Linked DNA regions of Homo sapiens: region 2 is linked to region 1. The links are chromatin loops, found by intact Hi-C in ENCODE. Cell type or tissue: A673. All regions are shown on one strand.

Evidence for each region. Hi-C counts contacts between places; a loop is a spot of excess contacts. Peaks named below come from ENCODE experiments on the same cell type or tissue, not always from the same donor. Only the 100,000 strongest peaks of a DNase experiment are listed, where the experiment ranks them.
Region 2: a loop joins it to region 1, with 6 times the contacts of the local background. A loop is called at or near these places in 2 of 110 quality-filtered maps.

What each region holds. Positions count from the first base shown.
Region 1 is chr22:41,818,820-41,826,819 of GRCh38, forward strand. It overlaps CCDC134 (coiled-coil domain containing 134), which reads left to right. Exons shown (of 7, transcript NM_024821.5): 7 at 6,879-8,000. The coding sequence ends at 7,004. Among named protein-coding and RNA genes, the nearest start is that of SREBF2, 10 kb to the right of the region's middle. RefSeq lists enhancers at 4,182-4,251, 4,963-5,464, 7,310-7,816. In A673, a CTCF peak has its summit at 4,123 (motif pointing right); DNase peaks (open chromatin) are centred at 2,812 and 4,132; H3K27ac peaks cover 4,248 bases.
Region 2 is chr22:42,110,288-42,118,287 of GRCh38, forward strand. The region is part of intron 3 of NDUFA6-DT (NDUFA6 divergent transcript); the gene reads left to right. Among named protein-coding and RNA genes, the nearest start is that of CYP2D6, 17 kb to the right of the region's middle. In A673, CTCF peaks have their summits at 1,677 (motif pointing left), 2,729 (motif pointing left), 4,635 (motif pointing left) and 6,824 (motif pointing right); DNase peaks (open chromatin) are centred at 2,704 and 4,594.

The DNA.
Region 1 (8,000 bases):
TGGACACTCAAGGCCATGGCAGATTGCCTTTCCCAGCAAGGGGTTACCCATGGAGATGCTTTATTGCTGTGATGCCAGTTCTTCTTGCTATGCAGGTCATAGATGCCTCACTTAAACGCAGGAGGAGGGTGACAGCATAGGCCACAGAGAGAATGGGTGCCAGGATAAGTTGAGTCCAGCTTTATCATAACGTATTCTACTTGGACATAACCACAGCAGCAACATACTTTCCTTACATGCTGGATGGGGACAGTTCTGAGATTTTCCTCACTTTTTGATATCCTGCGTGGACTTGTCTCTCGCAGGAGCCCCAGATTTGCTTGGCTCCCCTCACATACTCCCTCCATGCTGGTGAGAGTTCTGAGTTCTCCTGCTTCTTATGTACCCATCACTAGAGTCAACTCGTATCAGGCTGTGTGCCAGCCACTGTCCCTGTCCAGGGGGCTGGCCCTGTCGCAGCTCCTCAGATGCTCACAGTCTGATGGGGAAGGCAGCAGGGAAATAGTTCTAATCCGGTGTAACTGTTATACTGGTAAGAAGCATAATTCTCTGAGGCGAGCCTGACCCAGCCTTGGCAGGGAGGTGGGATGAGTTATTTGCTGGGTGGACCAGCTGAGGCAGGGCCTTCAGGGCAGAGGGACGAACTTATGCAAAGGCTCAGATGCATCCCACATTCATTCATTCAGCATCAAGTGAGTATCTATTGCATCCTGCCCCTTGGGGAAGCAGGCTAGCCCTGTTCTCCTGGGAGTGGCATTCTAGTTGGGGAAGACAGGCAGTCAACTTAAAAATATATAATGTGGTAGGTGGTGACAAGGGCTGTGGAGAAAAAAGGCAGGGGAATGTGGTTAAGGAATGCCCGGGGTAAGGTGGGGGTGCAGTTGCTATTTCACATGGCCTGGGTACTGTCTTACTGAATTATCTGAAGGAGATGAGGAGTCATCTGTGTATCCCAAGGAAGAACATTCCAGGCTGAAGGAGCAGCAAGTGCAAAGGCTGTGAGTTGGAAGCATATTTTGGGGCTGGGGAGTGTCAGGAGATGGGGTCAGAGTTGTAGGCCTGATCCTGAGACCCTCAGAGGTCTTCACAAGGGCTTTGGCACCTACCCTGAGGGACCTGGAGAGCAGGCTGTGACTTACCACTTTATATATATATATATATATATATATATATATATATAATTTTTTTTTTTTGAGACGGAGTCTCACTCTGTCCACGCAGGCTGGAGTGCAGTGGCGCGATCTTGGCTCACTGCAAGCTCTGCCTCCCAGGTTCACGCCATTCTCCTGCCTCAGCCTCCTCAGTAGCTGGGACTACAGGCACCCACCACCACGCCCGGCTAATTTTTTTGTATTTTTAATATAGACGGGGTTTCACCATATTAGCCAGGATCGTCTCGATCTTCTGACCTCGTGATCCGCCCACCTCGGCCTCCCAAAGTGCTGGGATTACAGGTGTGAGCCACCGCTCCCAGCCGTTATTTATATATATATTTTTAAGACAGATTTTTGCTCTTGTTGCCCAGGCTGGAGTGCAATGGTGCGATCTTGGCTCACCACAACCTCCGCCTCCCAGATTCAAGCGATTCTCCTGCCTCAGCCTCCTGAGTAGCTAGGATTACAGGCGCAGACTTACCACTTTAAAGAGGTCATCTGGCTGCTGTGTGGAGCATGGTCGGGGACCAGAAGCAGGGACACAGGTGTGGAGGCTGCTGTGCTCATCTGTGTGGCAGTTGATAGTGGCTTGAACCAGACGATGACAGTGGAGCTGCTGAGAAATGGTCAGGTTCTGCTTCTCTTTTGGAAGTAGAGCCAGTGGGATTTGCTGAGGAAGCATATGTGGTGAGAGAGAGAGGAGCGTTAAGCATGACTAGAAGACTTTTGGCCTGAGTGTCTGGAAGAATGGGACTCATTTTTTCAAATGCTTGGAGAGGGAGGGTAGTAAGAGTTTTTTTCTGCACCTGGTGAACATCGGAGTAAAGATGTCAAGGAGGTAGCTGGATATTTGACTCGAGACTTCAGGGAGGAAGGAGAAGCTGGACTTATAAATGTGAGAGCCATGCCTATGTAGAAGGCACCAAAAGCCGTGAGACAGGACACAGTCATCTGGGGCATCGGGCAGGTAGAGAAGCAGTCTGAGGACTGAGGCCTGGGATGGGGCTGGAGATAGAGGTTGAAGGACTGAGGAGGAAGCAGCGAGAACCCGCAGAAGGAGCAGTCAGCATGATGGTGGCCGACCCAAGAGTTTCCCAGAGGCCACATGAGGAAAGCGTTAGAAGTAGGGAGGGAGCGATCGGTGTGTCAGACGCTGCTGGGAGGTAAGGAAGGCGAGGACTGAGAATCGACTGCTGGACTGAGTAATGTTGAGGCCGCTGGTGGTCTTGATAAAAGCTGCTTTGAGGGGGTCCTGGGAACAAAAGATTGGATTTCCAGAGAATGAGAGGAAAGGAAGTGGATGTGGCAAGTATAGACAGCCCTTTCGAAAAGTTTTCCTTTCTTTTTTTTTTTATTATTATTATACTTTAAGTTTTAGGGTACATGTGCACAATGTGCAGGTTAGTTACATATGTATACATGTGCCATGCTGGTGTGCTGCACCCATTAACTTGTCATTTAGCATTAGGCATATCTCCTAATGCTATCCCTCCCCCCTCCCCCCACCAGTCCCCAGAGTGTGATGTTCCCCTTCCTGTGTCCATGTGTTCTCATTGTTCAATTCCCATCTATGAGTGAGAACATGCGGTGTTTGGTTTTTTGTCCTTAATGGGAGAATAGCTGGAGGACAATGTGGTTTCCAATGTTAGTCCCTTGGGAGAGACCACAGCAGGCTTGCACTATGTGGATGGGACTGATCCATTAGAGAGGGAGGACGTGATGAGGCCAGGGGCTAGGTTGCTGGAGCCTCATCTGGAGGAGGTGAGGAGGGGTGAGTTGTAGTGCTGGGGGAAGGCTTGGCCTTGTACAGAAGAGCAGGTCCTTAACCTTGAACAGGAGGGCGGGCAGAGCATGTGGGCACAGAAGCAAATGGGTTGGTGGGTGTGGTGGTCGAGCTGTGGGGGTTGTCTCCTGCTACTTTCATCCTCTCTGTGAGATAGAAAGCAAGGTCATGGTCTGGGAGTGAGGGGAGCACGGAGGCTTGAGGAGAAGGTATGTGCAGGAGAGCAGGAGGATGAGCGGACCAGGGAATGAGGCTGGATTGCCGGCAGCACGGAGGGCCTGCTCGTGGTTATTGTAGGGCTAAGGAGTTAGAGAAGGTAGAAGGCGGTGGCCAGAGTGGCATGCTTGAGGCTATGGAGGATGTGGTTGTTGTCAGGGACAGGCAGAGCAGGGTAGCTTGAAGACAGGAGGAGATAAGGCTGGAGACGTAGCATGGGGTCCGGGCCTTTGAACAACAAGCTTAGGAGTTTGGGGCTCTATCCTGGAGCCAGATGCATTTTTGCAGAGCAGGCAATGAAGAGTGAATTTGGAATAGAGAGGAAATAAATTGATGACTAACCTAACAGTGAAGACAGCGGAGGCACAGGGAGGTACAGTAATCAACCTGAGGTCTCACAGCCAGTAAGTGATGGAGTGAAGGTTCAAATACATGTGGTCTGCCTCTTGAACCATGCTCTTAACCACAGTGCTGTGTTGGCCATCAGCCTGCTGACCTGACCCAGGCTGGTCAGGTACAATCAGGGGTGGCCAGGGAAGATTCCTGGGGAGACATCTAAAGATAGATTCAAAAGATGACTAGGCACTGCCAGGCCTAGGTGGGGAAGGGAACAGGGAAAGGATGGGTGTGTTTCTCTTCTGACCCGGCTAGGTTAGGCTGAGCCTGCTGAGGCTGAAGGGGCTAAGATCTCTTGACTTGCCCTTGCCCAGCCAGAGTCAGAGAGGAATGGGGTCTCTGTGGCCTAAGGGGTCTCCCAGCTCCCCGTCTTAAGTGGATCAGGATTCACTCACAGAGACAGGAGCAGAGTGTGGTAGGGAAGTACTAGGCAGGGAAGTGTGCAGCCTGCAAGGCTAGTCCTAGTTGGGCCTACCACATGCTATGTGACTCACTTACCTTCTCTGGGCTACACTTCTGTGAATCCCCCCATCTTCCAAAGTCATGACTCAATCTAACCTGGTAGGCAGATTATTCCACAAGGTGGAGCCATTTGTTTGTTTTTAGTATCTACTTTGATCAGATCAAACATTTGTCACAATTGCCCTAGGAACAAATAAAAGGGTGTGTTTTACAGCACAGCTACCTGAGTTGTAGGCATAGTAAATCTTCACCTAACATCATCCATAGGTTCTTGGAAACTGTGACTTTAAGTGAATCTATGTATTACAAACCAATTTACCATAGGGTAATAGATATAAATAAGAGTTAAGTTACTACAGCATATTTCTGGTCAAAAAACCATTACCAGAATTTTTTTTTTTTTTTTTTTTTTGAGACAAAGTCTCGCTCTGTTGCCCAGACTGGAGTGCAGTGGTACAATCTCAGCTCACTGCAACCCCCGCCTCCTGGGTTCAGGTGATTCTCCTGTCTCAGCCTCCAAAGTAGCCGGGAATACAGGCGCCCATCACCACACCTGACTAATTTTTGTATTTTTCAGTAGAGACAAGGTTTCGCTATGTTGACCAGGCTGGTCTTGAACTCCTGACCTCAAGTGATCTGCCCACCTCAGTTTCCCAAAATGCTGGGATTATAGGCATGAGCCACGGCGCCCAACTCCAGTCTTCAAAATAAAAACCAAAACACTCTTAATATGAAACATTGAAATAAATGTGAACTATACATACATTTAAGAAAGATTCATCAAAACAAGTAAAATAATTATTTATCCATTTAGTCCCGTTCAGGGTCCAGCCTCTCCCAGCAACTCAGAGCATAAGGGAGGAACCAACCCTGGACAGGACGCCCTCCCATCACAGGGCACACTCACACATGCCTCCACAGTCAGACTGAGACAGTGTAGACATACCAGTGAACCCAACATGCACATCTTTGGGATGTGGGAAGAAATTGGAGTACCCAGAGAAAACCCACCAGAACACGGGGAGAATGTGTGGACTCCACACAGACAGTGGCCCTGGCCAGGAATCGATTGTTTTTTTTCTCATCCACATTATAATGACACGACCTTGAACTAAACCACTTTATTCGAGGACCTGCTGTGCTATTGTATTTCCTATTCTAACGTGGCTTGCTCATTCATTGAAAAAACACATATTGAATGCTCTTGAAAAGCCAGGAAGACTCTGTGCTAAGGCCTTGTGGCAGAGGACACTATCCTCCTACCCTCATGGAATGTGCTGTCTGGGAGGGCGATGGGCACAAGAAAGAAGGAATCAGCACAAAGTTGAAGGGAGCACACCACCAGGAGCAGCCCCTCAGGGAGTCAGGGCAGGTCTAGAGGGCAGTGAGTCAGCTGAGCCCGAGCTAATGTGGCAGAGGGGTGGGTGTTGGAAAGAGCGTTCTGGGCCTCAGCCACAGCACATGCAAAGGCCTGGAAGTGAGAGGGTACAGGGAATCCAAGAACATAAAGGTGGGGGATATGAGGGTAGGAACAGAGAGGCGGGCGGGGTGGACCTGCAGATACACCATGTGGAACTTTGTCTTGAGAGTCATGGAGAGCCATGGAAGCTGGAATGTGACATGCACAGATTTACATTTTGAAAAGATCCATCCGGCGCAGTGGCTCATGCCTGTAATCCCAACACTTTGGGAGGCTGAGGCGGATGGATCACGTGAAGTCAAGGTTTGAGACTAGCCTGGCCAACATAGCGCAACCCTGGCTCTACTAAAAATACAAAAATTAGCCAGGTGTGGTGGTGGGCGCTTGTAATCCCAGCTACTTGGGAGGCTGAGGCAGGAGAATCGGTTGAACCCGGGAGGTGGAGGTGGCAGTGAGCCAAGATTTCACCACTGCACTCCAGCCTGAGCGACAGAGCAAGACCTCTGTCTAAAAAGAAGAAAAGAAAAGAAAAGATCCAACTGCAGTGAGGAGAATGACTTGAGAGGGACCAAAGGGGATGTGGAAAGCCCTTGGGAGGCCCCTAGAGTCATCCAGCAGAGAGATGGGGGTGGTGATGGGGGCAGCAATAGTAGAGACAGAGAAGTGGATGGGTTTGAGAGAGATTTAGGGCTTGAAAGTAGCCAGGCCTTGGTGATGGACCCGAGGAGGGAGAGGGAATGCCGGGTGCAGGTGGGGCTCCTCGGTTTCTGCCCTGCTGCTCATCAGAACAGGGACTCTGGGGAGAGGGAACCATACTGAGTCTAGGGTGCATTTGGGACATCCTAAAGGAGGTCTCAGACAGGCATTTGGAAATGGAGATGCAAGTTTGAGGGGTAACTAACCACACAGGCCAACAGAAGCTATGAGTTAGACGAGACAATCTGGAGAGAGAGGAGGGAGGACAGCCAAGGGCCTGGGTTGCAGTTGAAGAATGCCCCCACGCCACCCCCTACCGCCAATGAAGTCCTCATCCTCCACCCCCCCACTTGCCTTGTCATCTGTGACTCTGGCTGACCTCCCTCCTCTCCTCCTGAAGGGTGCAGCAGGTGTGGGGCTCCCGGGTCTGTGGTGGTCTCAGCCACTCTACTCCCTCACCCTGGAGGAGTCTGTGTGTTGTTTCTCAGATGCCCCATGTAGGTTCCCACCTCAGCATCCGTCCCTCCACCTAGAATACCCTTCCCTTTCCTCATGCCGTTGGTTTGGCAAACTCCTGCTTATCTTCCAACACCCACTCAGCAGTTCTCCCAAACCCATTTCCTGTCTCCGTGTCTGGGGCAGGGCCTGTGTCCAGGGAACCTTCCTATTCCCACACCCCGCTGGTGGCCTAGCTCAGAGCAGGCTCTTTGCTGCCACAGACTAAATCAGACTGCTCTTCTCTTCCCTTCAGTTCATTCCCAGCACTGACCCTTTCCAGAAGGCCCTGAGAGAAGAAGAGAAACGCCGAAAGAAAGAGGAGAAGCGGAAGGAGATCCGAAAAGGCCCAAGGATCTCCAGATCCCAGTCTGAGTTATAGCCCTGGAGCAGCTCAGGGCTCAGGGGGCCACAAGGAGGCAGGTCGGGAGGAAGAAGAGGTGGAGGTGTGGTTGTGGTGGAGAGCACCAGCTAGCCCCTTCCAGAAGGGGAGGCCACATTTGCCCGGCCCCCTGGAGCTGGGTCTGAGCCCCAGCTGAAGGGACTGAGCCTCAGATGGCTGGATTTTCTCTCAGGGGCCTCCTGCTGAAGGGGCCTTCAGAGGATTTTATGCTGGAAATATGACCCTGTGCAGACTGCTGGGGGAGGCAGGAGGATGCCTGCCTGGACCCTGTTGGTGGCTGAAGACCTCTGGCCAGCTGGCTTCCGCCCTTGGTGGGGAAGCAGCAGAACTAGGTTCTGAGCCACGGGTCAGGGTGCCACCCTGCTGCTGGCCCCACTGTGTCACAGAGCTGCCTGGCACAGGTCCCAGCCCCTCTGCAGAGACACAATAAAAGCCAGCAGACCCTTTGGACCGACCAAGGCTGGTGGGGACACTGTGAGGGGACCAGGGCCCCTCAGGGATGTAGAAACAGCTTGGAGGATGCCTCTGCCCCACCAGGAGGGGCCCCAGGCCCTGGCAGGGCAGAGAAGGAAGGGGCTTGGCTTGGGCCTCCTGGTCCTACGCCATCACTGCCCTTGACAAATGATTGGTGTTGGGAAAGGACCTGGAAGTGCCCTGGGACCTGGGAAACATTTAGCTCAAGAAGACCTTGGAGCAACATGATCCCTGTCCTCAGATGTCTGGGGACAGTCATTGAGCAAGCACAGGGAAGTCAGCTTGTTCTCTCTGGCAGCGCTGGAAGACAGTCAACCTGTGGGTGGGGGGCTGCAGGGGGACAGGCCGCAGCCCTGCAGGAGGCCGTGCTCCGCAATGGCTGCCCTAAGCTGCATGGGTCAGACAGCTTCCCGTCTCGGGAGGCCACAGGGCAGGGAAGCTGCAGAGGGCATGTGGCCCTGGGTAGGGCAGCTGCCCTTCACTCATGCCCCTCCCAAGCAG
Region 2 (8,000 bases), 290 kb after region 1:
GCCCACCTCAGCCTCCCAAAGTGCTGGGATTACAGGCATGAGCCACCGCGCCTGGCCTGGCCTTTAGTATTAATAAGACCTTGCTCAGCCCAAATTTTTCCAAATATATGAGCTACTCCAAAAATGTATTTAGAATCAGTATGAATAGTTCCTTCCTTGCTCTGTAAGTGTTTTAAAACCTGGCTGAGTGCAAATAGTTCACATGCTTTGGCAGACCAACTATTGGGCAACCTTCCTGACTCTGTTTCTTCAAGAGTTTCTCCATCAATTACTGAATACCCATTGTATTTTTCTCCTTTAATTGCTTGGGATCAACCATCTATAAATAAGTGTCACCCCATTTTGAAAGGGGTCTCTCTTAGATCCGGCCTGACCTTTGTTTGGTAGTCAGTTAGATCTAGACATAAGTGTTCTCTTTTTAGATTTGGGTCCCCTGTTAAGAAACCTCTCGGATTGAGTGAGTTATCAGTAGTCAAGGTTAAATCATCTTTTTAGTAAAATAGCCTCCTATTTTAAGATTCTGGAGTCAGTGAGCCACCTTCCTGCTTTTTTATTTAAAATAGCTCTAACTTGGTGGGGTGTGCTTACAGTCAATTTCCCCCCAAAGATTAATTTTCTACTTTCTTCAACTAATACTGCTGTAGCTGCAACGAATTGGATGCACTGAGGCTACCCACAGGTGACTGGGTCTAAAATTTTTGATAGGAAGGCTACGGGCTGCCGGTGACCACCATGTTCTTGAGTAAGAACCCCTAAAGCTACCCCGTTATTTACATTAACAAAAAGATGAAATGGCTTTTCTAGGGAAGCTAAGGCTAAGACAGGGGCAGTTATGAGTTTGTATTTCAGCTCTTCAACCTGATTGACTTCCTCAGAAGTCCACAGGAGACGGTCCAGTTTCCACTGGGTAAGCTTTTCATATAAAAGTTTACTTTTTAGGGCATATGAGTCAATCCATAAGCATCAATATCCAACTAATCCTAGAAATTTTCTGAGTTATTGCTTAGTTTGAGGCAAGGGTAAGGACACGATGCCTTCAACTCGTTCAGGTCCTATCCTTTGCTTACCTGCACTTATTAAGTGGCCTAAATATTTAACTTCAGGCTCCACATACTGAAGCTTTCCCTTTAAGAACCATAACCCCTCGAACTCCAGATGGTTAAGGATATGTGTAGAGAAGCCAGCTACTTTCTCTACATCTTCAACAGATACGAGAATATCATCCATGTACTGGAGCAGGCATATTTGCTTTGGGATGACAACTTTTTCTAACACTTGTTCTAAAATTTGACCAAAAAGGTTTGGAGAGTCTGTAAACCCTTGAGGTAAAACTGTCCATCAATAATGTTGTTTTCGCCCTGAATGGGGATCCTACCACTCAAAAGCAAATATGTCTCAGCTGTCTTCAGCCAAGGGGCATGCCCAGAAGGCATCTTTTAAATCTATTACTGTAAACAACTGATGGTTTTTTGGAATTTTGCTGAGAATGGTGTATGGGTTGGGGACAACAGGATGGTTAGTTTGGACTATTTGATGGCTCTAAGATCTTGTACCAAGTCGGTATGACGCATCTAATTTCTTGACTGGCAATATTGGAGTGTTATACGGGGACATACAGGGTTCAAGGAGCCCATCTTTAATAAGACTTTCAATTATAGGCTTTAATCCTATCCTGCCCTCTAGGGGTTTGGGGTATTGTTTCCTCCTTACTACTTCCCTGGGGATTCTTAACTTGATGTGGATTGGAGGGATTCAGAGTTTCTCCCGGTTTCCTTCCCTTGACCAGACACTAGGATTAATGCATTTTTCATCTGTGGTGGTGAGTAGGTTTAATGAGGTAAAGAATCCTTTAGGACCAACTTGTAAGCCTGTGCCTAATTCTAGCATTAAGTCTCTTCCTAATAGATTAGTTTCTGCCTCAGGGATCAACAAAAATTGGATATGAGTCAGCCGATCTTGGTATTTAACTTCTGTACTTTCTAAGATTTTTGCTTTAAATCCTTCTCCTTTTACCCCAGAGACTAAAAGTTCTTCTGAAGAGCAGGCAATGTTGGATGGGGGGAAGCAAATGGAGGAGCGAGCCACTCCTGAATTGACTAAAAGGTGATAAGCTCATGTTTGGTTCCCACCTGTAAATTTATCAAGGGCTCCTGGTGGGACTCGAGATAAACAGAGCCCCTGACCCCCCTGTTCTTCCTCAAAAGTCATGAGTTGAAGGGCTTCTTTCTCCTTTTCCAGTTTGGGACATTCTCTTTTGAAGTGGCCTGCCCTTCAAACGGTCTGGACGGACCGTTTATAGTTTCTGGCCCCCTGGAAGCTTTGTTTAGAAGCATAAACGAGGGTCTGGACCTTTTATAGTTTCTGGCCCCCTGGAAGCTTTGTTTAGAAGCATAAACGAGGGTCTGGACCTTTTATAGTTTCTGGCCCCCTGGAAGCTTTGTTTAGAAGCATAAACGAGGGTCTGGACCTTTTATAGTTTCTGGCCCCCTGGAAGCTTTGTTTAGAAGCATAAATGAGGGTCTGGACCTTTTATAGTTTCTGGCCCCCTGGAAGCTTTGTTTAGAAGCATAAACGAGGGTCTGGACCTTTTATAGTTTCTGGCCCCCTGGAAGCTTTGTTTAGAAGCATAAATGAGGGTCTGGACCGTCTATCGTTTCTGGCCCCCTGGAAGCTTTGTTTAGAAGCATGTGGGTGTGGGGCCACCTGCTGGAAAGTGGATAACGTGAGTTTTTGCCTTTTGTTTTTGCTTCTTTCCTCACATATATTTTTTGAGCTTCTCCCAGAAGTTCACTTAGAGGTTGGTTTTCCCAGTCTTCTAATTTTTGTAACTTTTTTGAAATATCTGGCCAACTTGTAGTGACAAAATGGAGCTTTAACACTCCCTGTCCAAGGAGATCTTCCAAATTTAGGCCTGCATATTGTCTTGTTTGGTCCTTTATTCTTGTCTAGAAATTTCATAGGCCCCCTCATCTTTTTCCTATTGTATATCAAATGCTTTAGAGAGGTTTTGGGTTCAGGGTACTGATTCCCTAATTCCCTTTATTATCATTTCCCTTAGGTCTTGCATATTTTCCCAGTGAGCTGCATTAATATCGTCCCACCGGGGGTCTTGGGTGGGAAACTTTTGATCTGCGGTAGGAATGTTTGACCAGGAGGGTGTTCGTGTTCCCAAATTGCCATAGCAGCCCTACAGATCATGCTTCTTTCCTCCCCTGAAAAGAGGACGCAGGCCGGGCGCGGTGGCTCACGCCTGTAATCCCAGCACTTTGGGAGGCCGAGGCGGGTGGATCATGAGGTCAGGAGATCGAGACCATCCTGGCTAACAAGGTGAAACCCCGTCTCTACTAAAAATACAAAAAAAATTAGCCGGGCGCAGTGGCGGGCGCCTGTAGTCCCAGCTACTCGGGAGGCTGAGGCAGGAGAATGGCGTGAACCCGGGAAGCGGAGCTTGCAGTGAGCCGAGATTGCGCCACTGCAGTCCGCAGTCCCGCCTGGGCGACAGAGCGAGACTCCGTCTCAAAAAAAAAAAAAAAAAAAAAGAAAAGAGGACGCCTAGGATGGACATTAACTCCACCCAAGTGTATAACTGAGGTCCTAAGAATTGATCAACCTGATCTGTTACCCAATAAGGTCATCCAATAACGGCTTAAGTTCCTTCTTCAAACTTCAGACCTCTGAACTGGTTAAGGGAGCATTCACAAAATTAATAGCCCCCCTGTCCTTGTGGCACCTCTTTTAAGGGGAAGAGAGTTGGGGCTGACTCCATAGATGTGGAGGGAAATGGGAAATTTTGGATATCTTTTTTACATTGTTCTACCTCACGTTGGAGTCCTTTTAGGGAGGGGTACTTAGGCTGAGAAGGAACAGGCTAATGGGATGGTGATTCCCAAGAATCAGGATTGTAAGGAGGAGGAATAACATGAGCAGGAGAAGGATCTGGAGCAGGAACGGGGACAGCAGCTGCTACCTGAGGGGAAGGGTTAGGGGCACTGAGCGTGGGGGAAGATGGTTTAGAGGATCCCATGTGCTGGAGTCTTTAGGCATGGGGACTGGCTTTTCTCACTCTTCAGTTTGAGGTGCTAGATTGGGTTTTTCCCTAGTTGTCTTTAAGGGAAAGAGGAGGACAGGTCCCTGCCTCCAACAAAGAGCATAGGCCAATTCTTCTTGAGAAACTGGACTTTTATCATTTACATATTGAATTAGAAGTTGACACATCACATCCTTGTTCAACCCAAACTTTGACCAAAAGATTGAGGGTTTGAGGATGGGTCCCTGAGTCCAAATAAAACAGCAATTGTTTGTCATTTGTTGCTTTTTCTTATGTTTAGTTCTCTCATTATCTTTCCAATATTTTAACATGAGACCTAGGGGACTAACAGCAGGAATATCTTTATTGCTGTCTTTATCCTTTTTACTCCGTGTCCTGCTTGGGGTGTTTCCCATGTTGGGTCCTAGTTAGGCTCAGTCCCTCATATTAGAGATTTCTTGCCTATCCTTTTCTGGAGGCTTGCTGAGGCTCAATCCCTCGTATTAGAGATTTCTTGCCTCTCCTTTTCTGGAGGCTTATTGAGGCTCAATTCCTCATACTAGAGATTTCTATCCTTTAGCCCCACCTGCTGGAGGCTCCTTGCACCCTTCTTTTGCTTCGTCCACTCTGGTCGCTTCCCGGAGGGGAATTTAGGTCCCTCTTACCTTTGGCACGCCCATATAAACCCCATGGCAGGATCTGTCCTAAGCCATATGAGGTGACCATGGAACCTCAGATAGGACACACTCATTCCGCACAGCAGTAGTGCTTAGTACCATTCACACAAGCAGCACCGCAAGCAGTAATGCTTGTGATCATTCATACACACTTTCAATCTCCAGAATATCTTGACCACCAAGGAAATGCTTTGTCACCCCTGTGACGTTTCTTACCTTGGTCTGTGCACAAAGTTACCTGGTCACCATGGTGTTGCAAGCCTTTTTTTCCCCACATTGCTGAGAGTCCGGATTTATTCGTCACACCGGGTGGGTTCCGATCCCTCACCCTGAGGCCACCGCAACGAGGCAGTGGGATGCGTCTCCTTATGAGAGGTGACCAGAGACCCCTTCCCTGGAGGAGAATGGGAATCCTGGATGAGCCCCAGATTTGTTGGAGATAAATGCTCAGTGCTGCAAAGTGAAACCAGCACTGAGGCGAAAGTTTTCTCAGCAAGGCAGTTTACTTCTGCAGAAGGGTGCTGCTTGTGTCAATCACGATTGCAAGAGCACACTGAACAAAGGAAAGCAGGGGTTTTTATTCCTAATGCAATCCCTCCCTCTGTGTCACTCCTTCATGGGCTGTGGTTGGACTGCACAATCTAAACTGACCCGACTGGCTATTTGTGAATACTTTCCCAAATAAGGAAGGGAAGGGAAATGTGAGTTACAGTGGTGGGACGTGCGGTTTCGAAGGGAGGAAGGGGTGAAGAGTGGGTAACCAAGGGAACAGATGTGAGTTATTGATTAGAACTGACAGGAAGGTTGTTTACAGTTACAGTAACTAGGGGCAAGGAGGCATAGAGAACAAGAAAGTTGAGTTTGAGAACAAAGAACAAGGAAGTTAACAGGCTAAACCTTTGAAGAGGAATTTTATTGTATCCTACATACTTGTTCTAGTCTGTTGTTGACACTTTCCAGTGCATTTTTTATTTCTTTAAGTGTGTCTTCCATTTGCAGAAATTGTGATTTTTTTTTCTTTATAATATCTGTTTCTCTGGAGAATTTTTCATCCATAGCCTGTATTTTTTTTGTTGTCTTTTTCTTTCTTTCTTTCTTTCCTTTTTGAGACTCTGAGCACTCTGTTGCTCACAGTGCAGTGGTGCAATCTCAGCTCACTGCAACCTCTGGCTCCTGGGTTCACGCAATCCCCCTGCCTCAGTCTCCCAAATAGCTGGTATTACAGGCACGCACCACCATGCCTGGCTGATTTTTGTATTTTTAGTAGAGATGGGGTTTCACTGTGTTGGCCAGGCTGGTCTGAAACTCCTGACCTCAAGTGATCAGCCCGCCTCAGCCTTCCAAAGTGCTGGGTTTACAGGTGTGAGCCACTGCGCCTGGCCAATCCATAGCCTGTATTGTTTTTTACATTTCTTTGTTTTCACTTTTCTCTGGTCTCTCCTTGAGTAGTTTAATAATCAACCATCTGAATTGTTTATCTGGCAATTCAGAGATTTCTTCTTGATTTGCATTCATTGCTGGGGAGCCAGTATGGTCTTTTGGAGGTGTTATAGAACCTTGTTTTGTCATATTACAATTTTTCTGATTTCTTCTCACTTGGGTAGACTATTTCAGGGGAAAAATCTGGAACTCAGGGGCTACTGTTCAGATTCTTTTGTCCCACAAAGTGACCCCTTGATGTGATGCATTCTCACTTCCCCTAGGGATGGAGCTTCGTGAGAGCCAGACTGTAGTGATTGCTATTGCTCTTCTGGGTCCAGCCACCCAGTGGGGCTACCAGGTTCCAGGCTGGTGCTGAGGAATGTCTGCAAAGAGTCCTGTGATGTGATCCGTCTTTAGCTCTCCTGGCCATGGACACCAGCACCTGCCCTGGTGGAGGTGGGAGGGGAGTAAAGTAGACTGTGAGTGTGAGAGTCCTTGCTTGTAGTTTTGTTTACTGTGCTGGCTTTCTCAAATGCTGGTTATGCTAGCAGTGAAGTTGTCACGTGGACAGACTCAGGAGCTCTGGTTAGCCAGGATGTTGAAAGCAGTGGAATTAGCTGTTTCTCATTTCTTGGAGCAGGGTTATTCTGTTGTGAGTTGCTGTAATGTCCTGACTTGGTTGGCCTCCAGCCAGGAGGTGGCGCTTTCAAGAGAACACCAGCTGCAATACTGGAAGGGGGATATAAGCTTGCCCTAAGTTGGCCAGGATAAGTATTAGGATTTCTCAGGTGATGGACAGGGCCATAAAGCTCCCAAGAGTTTATGGCTTTTGTGATCAGCTACCAGGGCGGGTAGAGAAATACTGTCAGGTTGGGGCAGGGTTAGGTGAGTCTGAGCTCAGACTCTTTCTGGGAATCTGTTACTGATTTGTAATTTTTAATTCCACAGTGTTTGAAGGACATACTTGAAATAAATTTAAAATCCATTGAGATTTGTTTCGTGGTCCAGAATATGGCCTATCTTGGTGAATGTTTCATGTGTATGTGAAACTGAGGCATCCATCCCTCAGTTTCAACCACCCATAGATTTGTAATTATTGTTACATTTACAGAAATTTGCAGGAAGGTAGAAGTTATTGTCTTGAACCATAAAATGTCTGTTTGAAGTCTTTGAGCTCCTCAAGGGTAGGCTGTATGTCCTGTTTACCTTTGATCCTCTCAGCATAATGCTTGGACCAAAATGGAAGCTCAGCAGACACTGGTTGAATGAATGAATAGATGACATTCAATTGTTAGGCTGTGTTCTTGTTTTGGATTTAGAAAATATGCTTATTGTGTTATGCAGTAAGACTGAGTCTTGGCTGGGTGCAGTGGCTTACGCCTGTAATCTCAATACTTTGGGAGGCCGAGGCGGGTGGATCACTTGACGCCAGGAGTTTGAGACCAGCCTGGCCAACATGACAAGACCCTGTCTTTACTAAAAATACAAAAAAATTAGCTGGGCATGGTGATGCACACCTGTAATCCCAGCCACTCGGTAGCCTGAGGCATGAGAATCTCTTGAACCTGAGAGGTGGAGGTTGCAGTGAGCCATGATCATGCCACTGCACTCCAGCCTGGGCAACAGATCAAGACTCAGTCTTAAAGACAAAAAAAAAATACTGAGTCTTACACACTTTTGCATCTTTGTGTCTCTATGGGTCTTCACACAGAGCTTGGCACATTGTAGCTGCTCAGTCAGCACTGTTTGTGCTGAATTGAAACAATGAGATATGTACAAAGGGGCTGTCTCTCACTACTGGGGATTTAAAGCCACCCCGAGGCATTTGACAAGCTGTTCTGGCCAAGGTTGAAGAGGTTGTCCTGTCATAAAGC